Linked DNA regions of Mus musculus: regions 2 and 3 are each linked to region 1. The links are chromatin contacts, found by Hi-C or POLR2A ChIA-PET in ENCODE. All regions are on one chromosome and are shown on one strand. Each heading gives the region's core, a stretch centred on a gene start or an enhancer-like site at or near the end of the contact. The rest is flanking DNA. Distances are from core to core; before and after follow the strand shown. Region 1 holds the start of Zfp346 (zinc finger protein 346). Region 2 holds the start of Nsd1 (nuclear receptor-binding SET-domain protein 1). Region 3 has its middle 19 kb from the start of Nsd1.

Evidence for each region. A loop is a pair of places that touch in the nucleus more often than their neighbours do. ChIA-PET counts read pairs that join two places held with the same protein, here RNA polymerase II (POLR2A).
Region 2: POLR2A ChIA-PET joins it to region 1 with 18 read pairs in Patski. The contact joins the promoter of Nsd1 here to the promoter of Zfp346 in region 1. POLR2A ChIA-PET finds 5 or more read pairs at or near these places in 3 of 5 experiments (Patski and embryonic stem cell).
Region 3: POLR2A ChIA-PET joins it to region 1 with 40 read pairs in Patski. The contact joins the enhancer-like site here to the promoter of Zfp346 in region 1. A Hi-C loop is called at or near these places in 1 of 37 maps with a recorded cell type or tissue (T-helper 1 cell). POLR2A ChIA-PET finds 5 or more read pairs at or near these places in 4 of 5 experiments (Patski and embryonic stem cell).

What each region holds. Positions count from the first base shown.
Region 1 is chr13:55,103,863-55,106,889 of GRCm38, reverse strand. Zfp346 (zinc finger protein 346) reads right to left here and starts at 1,581. Exons shown (of 7, transcript NM_012017.2): 1 at 1,372-1,581. The coding sequence starts at 1,546.
Region 2 is chr13:55,208,366-55,211,392 of GRCm38, reverse strand. It overlaps Nsd1 (nuclear receptor-binding SET-domain protein 1), which reads right to left and starts at 1,611. Exons shown (of 23, transcript NM_008739.3): 1 at 1,518-1,611.
Region 3 is chr13:55,188,950-55,191,976 of GRCm38, reverse strand. No RefSeq gene overlaps it. Among named protein-coding and RNA genes, the nearest start is that of Nsd1, 19 kb to the left of the region's middle. Within about 2 kb of position 1,612, at least 3 of the 3 ENCODE cell types and tissues checked have a DNase peak (open chromatin) inside an H3K27ac peak, as active enhancers do.

The DNA of each region.
Region 1 (3,027 bases), core at 332-2,831:
TTAACAGTATTAGATTGGGGATGCATACACTTAAATTCGACGTATCTTGGGGTCAGAGAGATGGTTCAGTGGTTAAGGCCATGTACTGCTTTTGTAGAGAACCAGGGGTTCAGTTCTCAACACCCACATGGTAGCTTATAATGGTACCTCGAGTTTCGGGGGATATGATACCTTCTTCTTATATCTTTGGGTACCTGTCATTCATATACACATACATGCAAGCAAAACACTCATCACATAAAATAAAAACATATTAAAAATTTAAATATATCTCCCTTTAATATGGTAAAAAAAAAAAAAAATCCCAATTTTATCCAGGGCAAGCAGTTCACAAACACATTAAACTTCCCAAGATTAGTCTGCTCAGCAAGCAAAATAACCAGGGAAAGACTTCTCTGCAGGGACCTGATAGGTTAGCACAGAAACCCAGATAACAGTTCTTGTACATTTGGGTTAGTATTAAGTAGCTAGCTCGGGAAGGGACTCTGAAAAGAGAAAGAGGCCAGCTCGCCCTGCACTCCTCTAGTATCCTTGTTACCCACCCAGTTTTGGTTCAAACAGAGCCATCTGGTAAGGTTCTGCCCAGAAGTGCACCCTGAGTGAGTATACACTGTTCTCCACAACTCTGCATCGAGTGTGAGATGAAGCAGTCAGAGGCAAGATGAATACCTAAGCTTCCCCGCCTCCTGGGCCTCCTCAGTGGAAAAAGCTGTTGGCAACAGACACAGAAATACGGTTTTGAAGGACATAGTGGTGCAAGCCAGCGATGCCCACACTGAGGCAGGGAGACCCATGCAAGTTCAAGGCCAGCCAAGTCTACCAAGGAAGAAACATGGCAAACCAGGACGCAGTCATCAAGCCCAGGAGCTGGGATTCAAGAAGACCTTCCAGAGCTCACGTTGGTCCTCCCTCTCACTAGGAAGGATGAGGGCAGGAGGTCCACCACGAGTTGGAACAGTGAGAGGCGTCGCAAAATAAATGTAATAATAATGAAGTAAATTAAATAAAGCTATTCGGATCTGTCAGAACCATAGGGCTTTGAGAGGAAAGAGAAGCAATGTGGAGTTGTGGAATTAAAGACAGACAGGGACGGGGGCTGGCTCGCCTACGAGTCAGGCTGGGAAAGTCCTGTCGCTGTCTAAGAGGACAAGACCTAGAATGGGGGGAAACTGTTCGCAAGTGAACGCCCTGGAAAGGAGGACGGACAAATTCCGCAGGGTAACGAGTTACTAGGTCCAGCACCCTTCGCGAGAGCGAGCTCGCAGCTCCGGAACGTCGTGCAGAGGCTGGCGGGCGCCAGGGGAGTGACAGGAGGCAGGGCCATCCCATCCCGCCTCGGTCCAGCCGCCAACCCCGGAGCCCCCGACTCACCTTCCTCCCTCCCCGCCGGCTGCGCACCGGACACAGCTTCCCACAGGCGACGCGCCCTCTCGCGGTCAAAGCGCACTCCGTCCGGTTCCCGACCCTCCGGCTCCTCGGAGCCCTTGTACGGTCCGGCTTCTCCAGGGTCCGCAGCATCCGTAGCATCGGGCGCAGGACACTCCATCTTTCCGGCAAGACGCGCCGTTAAGAAGCTGCGCATGCGGCCTGCTACCACGAGCAGTGGGTGGGCGGGGATTTGACCCGGCCAGCAACTCTCGCGAAGTTTGGGCTCTGCAGAGTCCCGCTGGGGCGGGGCCCTGAGGGGGCGGGGCCCAGAGGAGGCGGGGCCCAGAGGCTCATTTTGTTTTGGTTCCTCTGGCGCCTTAGGAGTCCAGTGAATTGGAAAAAAACGGTTCATGTTGATCACTTCTTAGCTCAGGGCTCTCAGTTTTGCTCAAGGTGAGCCACTGACGGACACTTGTCATTTCCTTTTTCTATATGTGGAAAATTATCTCCCATTTCTTTTCTTTTTTCTTTTTGGTTTTTCGAGACAGGGTTTCTCTGTGTAGCCCTGGCTGTCCTGGAACTCACTCTGAAGACCAGGCTGGCCTCGAACTCAGAAATCCTCCTGCCTCTGCCTCCCGAGTGCTGGGATCAAAGGCATGCACCACCATGCCCGGCAATTTCTCCCATTTCTTTGGAAGAGAACCTAAGACCCAGATTCTAGAAATGTTTTACTTAGCTTATTAAAGCAGACATAATGGTACAGCTCTTCATCTCAATACACAGGAGGTGGAGGATATAAGATTAGGAGCTTGAGGCCAGCCTGGGCTACCTGAGACCCTGTCTAAGAAGCACTTACTAATGGCTGAGCACGGTGGCTCATACTTGCTATTCCAAAATTTGGGAGACTAAGGTTAGAGAAATGCACATTTGAGAAAAAAAAGACATTGTTCGAGAAAAAGATAGTTAAGGCTGTGGTCAAAGTACTCTGGAGGACGCAAGACGACCAGGAGTTCAAGACAAACCTCTGCTCCAATAATAGATCATCTCTCAACGAAACAAAACACACCCACAAAACAAACAAAAACCCAGACAATAATAAGGTTGGATGTGGTGCCTGCCTGTAATTATATCACTCTGGAGGCTGAGGCAGGAGGATTGTCATGATGTATTTGAGGCTAGTGTTGGGAGCCATCTTCACTTTATGGGGTCTGGATGAGAGAGTTAGAGCTTCTCCTTGGTCTGCAGTATCTGATAAGTTCTTGGGCTTGTTCTCAGTTCATTCCCAATAAGTTTATGAGGTAGCATCCTCTGTTCTCAGGAATAAGTCGTTTATCAATCTCTGCCGATGAGTGGTGCCGAGCAAATAGGAGTTTGGGTCCACTGAGGAATACAGTTTACTTCTACCCTCAAGGTGGAGACACAGGCTGCTTGTAAAATGGAATCTTGGTCCATTTTACACGGTAGGAAACAAAACAAAACACTGTTTTACATGATAATGAGGTAAAATAGGGCACTGCTGGTCTTATATTGCTGTAATATTAGTTTTATTATTATTATTACTGTTATTGTTATTATTATTTGTTGTTATATTTTTGAGACAGGACCTATGTAGCCCTGGCTGTCCTGGGACTTACTATGTAGACCCAACTGGCCTTGAAC
Region 2 (3,027 bases), core at 362-2,861, 100 kb before region 1:
CCCCTGGGGGGCCTCGCGCGCCTCCCCAGAGTGTCGGGGCCTGCGGGCGTCGTGGGTGGCATGACGATCCTTTCACCTACCTCGGGGCGCCGCGCCAGCCCCTGGTTGCACACGGCTAACTGCACCCCAGTCATCCTGAACCCCAACCCCGGAGCCACCATGGTGCCTGGCTGAGGCCTGGCCCGCCGGCCTTGCTCTCAGGCCCGCGTCAGCCCCGGCCTCCATCTTAGGTTCCAGCCCGGGCTCCCCATCCACTGGGCACCTGCCCTCAGCCCCGCTGGTTTCGACCCGAGGCCGAGGCTACCCCCGTCTCGCTGTAGGGCTCACCTGGGGGGTTTGGCATGGGGGTCTTCGAGGCCCCAGGCCCCGAGCAGACGTGGCCGCAGGGGAACCCCCTTGCCCAGCCGCACCCCAAACCCACACCACCACCACCACTACAGACCAAGCTGAACAGGAAACAAAATGGAGGCAGCAGCAGCTCGGGTCTGCCTCCCCGAGCCAAGCCTCTACAGCCCTGGGACTCCCTTTCGGCCGCAGGCTCGACGCCCGCGAGGCAGGGGATTGGCTCCTCCCGGGAGCCTGGGGCAGCCGCCCTGGAGCAGCGCGTGCGGGCGGGCCGGGGACTCGGCCCTGCGGTCCCCACGGCCCCTCACCCACCACCCCTTCCCTTCCCTCTCCCTCCCCAGGCCGGGCCGTGCGGGGTGAGCGGCTCCGGGGAGCAGGGTCGGGTGACCCGCCCCGGGGTACTGGCCGCAGGACCGTGGCCTCAACCCGGGCCTGAGGCCGAGAGACCCCGCAGCCCTGAGCCCACGCCCCACACCCCGGCCTCTGGGACACAGCCTAACGGCGCGCCCGCACCTCGGCCTGTCGCCGTGCAGCCCCCGCCCAGCGAGGCCGAGCCCCCGGTCCAGACCCCGCGGGGACGAAGCTCCTCGGTCACCCTCGGGCCCAGGGGTCTTCGCTGCCCCGGGCGGGGCGAGGGGAGCTCGGGGGGAGGGGTCCACTAATCCCTGCACCGCCTCCAGCGCCTAGTGTGGGTCTGGGTCTGGGCCTGGCACGGCGGCCCCGGGGCTGCGGGCGCTGGCGGCCTTGGAGAGGTGCGGGCGCGCGGGGCCGGGGGCCGGGAGGGGCAGCGCCTCGCACCGCGGACGCTGCAGTTCTCCACACCCAGGCAGATGGCCCTCTCGAGCGCGCTTCGCCCCTGAGGCCCAGGCATCGGGACCCCTGCGCGACTGCACAGGGACGGCCGACAGGCTGGACGGGCTGGCCAAGCATGAAAGGCGCAAACCCCCGGCCTAGGAAGGCTCTGCGTTAGGAGGACGGGGTCCTGCTGGCGCGCACTTAGCACCAGGACCCCGCCGCCCTGACCTCGTAGGGCTGTAGCGCGTCCATTCCTCAAAGACAGTGGAAGGTCAGGGACTGGACCAGGCCTGGTCCAGCCACTCCAGTCCCCTGAGGCACTTCTCCCTTCCCGGACCCTGCTGCTTCCTGGGTTTGCTTCACCGCAAGAAGCTCACCTCAGGCATGACTTGGTCCCTAGAGCGTTAAGCGCATCCTTGTTGTTGAGAGAAAGCCATATTGGACGGCCCCGAGAATTCCCGCCTCTTCCAGAAAGCCTTCGGTGATTTGGAGTTCATTTTAAAGCCGAGGGCGCCGCCCTCGATGGCCACGTGACCACCATTCCTCCAGAGGCTTAGTAAATGTGCATAGTTATTGCCCCAGTAGAGTGTTTACCGAGGGCCCTCTGGTAACTAGACCCCCACCTGGGAGAACAGGCACTTTTGGCGTTCCCCTGCCAAGTATCTGTACCGGTTGGGGATCTGCAATGGTTGGGCCAAACTCCATCCTTCCCTGCCCTTCACCTCGTGACTGTGTCCAGCAAGCAGCGGCTTAGGATGCTTCCAGCTGCTTGCTGTCCAAGACCCACAGTCCATTAAAGGAGGCTCAGAGCTAAGCCTTCAGCATACCATCAGTAATGCTGGAGCCCTGGCCCTGCCAAGAGGGCAAGTGGGTTTCCTGAGAGAAGGTGCCCGGCGGAAGCAAGAGTGAAGAGGCTACTGTGACCTCAGGTCCCTCGGGTTAGTTTAAAGGAGTTTCCAGATGCAAAGTTGACTGGCATCTTTCCCTGCGCTAAAACTAGCCGGAAAAAAACTGGGGCCCTCTCCCATGGAGACCCGGTCTTTTGTTCTACGAAGGAATAACTCCTGCTAACACCTTCGGGCAATTCAATAGGAAAGCTCTCACTGGATCCTTTTTCACAAGTAATCATTTGAGCCTGTCATTTCTAACTGGCAGTTACCCCAATGCTAATCACTCCACAGCCCTTCCCAGTGCCTAGCCATTTTGAGGTACTTGGAACTGCCACTGGAGGGCCTTGAAGAAGTTATCTTTCAGTCCCAAACCTCTGTTTCCTCATCTGTGGCCTCCAAGACACAGGCATCTGGGAGGATCCTGAAACAGGCTAACACTCTGTCCTTAACAATTACAGACATATTTGACAAATACTGAAATGTAACTCATTGCTTCCTTCAGCAACCGTTTCCTGCAGTCTAGGCAATGCACCAGGCTCTGGGGAAGCAAAATGGGAGCTAGTGTGCCAGGCAACCTGTGGCCTCAGGGAAAAAAGGGTACCGAGAGAGACTAGCTGATGTAAGCACATTACTGCTCTGCAGGACCCTCTCCTTAACCTCCTACCTCCCCCTCACCCCCATTCAGGATGACCTAGTTACTGACAGAAACAAGACTGAGACCCCAGGGAAATATCAGACTTCCCTAGGTAACCCCTGGGGGTCCTCCCTTCCTCCTACTATAAAACTGTCTACCACAGTGACACAACCAGAGTGCTTATGGAGCTGAGCTTCTATATTCAGAAGGATACTGAATCCTCAAGTGAGACGGGGCTGCTTTCCTGTAGGATTGGGTTCTGGGGTGTAGACCTAGCTCTTCTCTACTGATTATAACTCAAGAATCTCTTCTGGGCCTGCACACCTCACCTGCAGACATATGAGAACAAATCCTTGTTGAGCG
Region 3 (3,027 bases), core at 363-2,862, 85 kb before region 1:
AGATGCTTTGCAGCTCGGGTTACAGGTTTGTGTGACCACCCTGACTGATGCTTATGATAGAGCAGTAACCAGGGGGAGGGTGCAAGAGAGTGAGGGGCGATTCAAGACAGGGTTTCTCTGTGTAGCCCTGGCTGTCCTGGAACTCACTCTGTAGACCAGGCTGGCCTCGAACTCACATTGATCCACCAGCCTCTGCCTCCTGAGTGCTGGGATCAAACTTGAGCACACACACCCAACCCCCACCCTCTAGAACAAGCATTCTTAACCTCTGAGCCTTCACTCCAGTCCCCTGGCTTTTAAAACCCTATATGGCCGGGCATGGTGGCGCATGTATTTAATCCCAGCACTCGGGAGGCAGAATTTCTGAGTTCAAGGCCAGCCTGGTCTACAGAGTGAGTTCCAGAACAGCCAGGCTACACAGTGAAACCCTGTCTCAAAAAACAAAACAAAACAAAACAAAACCCCTATATGAATGTATTTTATGGGTGGATGTGAGTGCGGTGGTTTTGTGGGCAGGCTTGTGTCTTTGTAGAAGTCGGAAGACATGCACAAGTTGATCCTTCTTTCTACTATATGGGAGTGAATTCAGGTCACAGGATTGGCAGCAAGTGCCTTAGTCCACTGAGCCATCTTAGGAGCTCTGGGTAATCCTCTTTCATAGATAGGGAATCTGAGGATCAATCAAACTGAAGATCTGCCCTGGGCCACATGGTGGACAGTTCATTTCAGCTAGATGTGCTGGCTTCCAAGTCTCTAAAATGCTATTTATTTACTTTTTATACTGCTGGCAATCATAACTGGTAGGCTCCTAGCCACACCCTGAGACCTAAAACACTACTTACCAAAAACAAACAAACAAAAAAAAAACAAAAACAAACAAACAAACAAAAAACCCCACCTTTTGATTTCTTTCTATTTTATATTTTTATTATGCGTGTTCGTGCAGGCCAGAGTACTCCCAAGTCTTTCCTCAGGGCCATTCACCTTGGACCTGGGCTCAATGACAGCCAGCACCCCAACTCTGTATTACTGGCCATCACTAAGCTCTTTAGGTGGGTTCTACAGCTAGAACCCAGGACTTTATGCTCTCCCCTTAGCAGCTGAACTAGTCCCCACCCCCACACACCCCAAAAATATAAAATACTACCTTTTCTCCCTCTCTTTTTCCTCCCTCCTTATCCCCGCTTCCGTCTCTTTTTAAAGAGTCTCCATCCTGTGTAATCAATGCTGGTGCTGAGCTGTCTCCACACTGTCTGGTCAATGCTGGTCTTGAGTTCACGATCCTTTCAATGGTGTTACAGGCCTGAGGTACCGCAATACAGTTTAAGACACTCACAGCCTTGGATCCGTGAAGAGGTGGGATCATAACTGACAACCACGTAAGACTCAGCAAAAGGACACAGTGTCCTGGCACCAGGTTTGGGGACGCTTCTTCCAGTCAGCGGGACAGGACCGGGGGAGGCTAAGCCTCAGCTCCCCGGCAGGGCGTCCTGCAAACCCGCGATAAAGCTGCAGACAACACCACGCGGCCGCAGCGGCCACACGTGGGACTGCATTCGGGGGAGGGTGGCTAAGACTCGTCTTTGTCACATGGCTGCCACAGGCCAATCGGCGGCCACCCCAGCCAAGGCCATGACGTTGGTGCGGGATGAAGAGCCTTGGGAAAAAGGTGAGCTTTGCAAACTGGGCGGAGTCGGGAAGAGACTGCCAATTCTTGTCCAGACCAGTTCGCCCCGGATCCGGCTGTCGCTGTGCCCATCAATCTATCTGGATTTGCCACTCCCTGATAGCAACGCTCCGAGTGGAGGATCCTGGGCTCCTCCTGTCCGACCTCGTGCTTCCTTGAGTTTTTGTGCCTCTTGCTCCGCTAGAGTACCAACTCTTACTCCTCTTTCTTTTCTCCCGCAATCTCCACCCCACCCTTTTTTTTTTTAAACCGGCTCCAGGCCCAGCCTCTTTTCCTGTCTCCTGCCCTTCCCTCAAGGCGGCCTTTGTCCCCGCTGTAATCTGGCTCCAGATCTCTGATAGTGCTACTGTGGTGAATCTGCTGGCCTTTGTGAACCTTTGTTTCACTTCCAGCCACACTGACTATAAAAACTGTGGGGTTTCCAGAGCTTCCTGGCTTCTTCTGATCCCTTCTTAGGTGATGTTTCCATGAAATTGGCCTGCCTTCACTTTCCCCACCGTGACCTCCCTTCGACACTTCTGTGCTCTCCCAGACAGCCAGACGCAGCGTGTCCTTTTCCTGGGGGTGGGGGTGGGGTCCTCATCTACTTTTGCTCCTCCTAAACCACGGAGGAGCAACGCCTGAGCTCACTCTATCCCAGATTTGCCTGAATGTATGTTTCACGGCTACAGGTTCAATGTAAGCCATACATTTAGTAAGTAAGTATTGGGGACTGGGTGTGTAGTTCAGCTCTGTAGCGCTCATCTAGCATGCTCTGGGTCCTGGGAGCCATCCTCAGTTAAAGCTGTGTTCCTGTTTCATATATCTAAATACATATTTACGGGGCATGTTAGTTGCTTGAATATTTTGGCCTCTTGTAAAAAGCACAGTGAGTGTAGTAAATACATGATAAAGAATCCTTTGGGGTTGGGGGGTGCTGGTGTGATGGCTCAGCAGGTAAGAGCACTCACTGACTGCTCTTCCAGAGGTTCTGAGTTCAAATCCCAGCAACCACATGGTGGCTCACAACCATCTGTAATGGGATCTGACGCCCTCTTCTGGTGTGCCTGTGAAAGACCCTCGAGGGAAGACCCTCACTCAGACACTCAAGTCCCGGGACAGCCGCGTACCCAAGAAGACACTGAGACCATACATAAAATGTAGAAGGCAAGATTTAATAAGGCAGCAACATGAAAGCACACAGACCAGAGCTCTGGGGTCGAAATAAAGCAGCAACATGGAAGCACACAGAGCTCTGGGGTCGAAACTCATACACCTTAGCACAGGGTAGAGGAGTCTCGACGGTCAGCCAGAATTTTTCACAGGCTTATATAGTAAAACTCAAAGGGGGAGAACTGGGC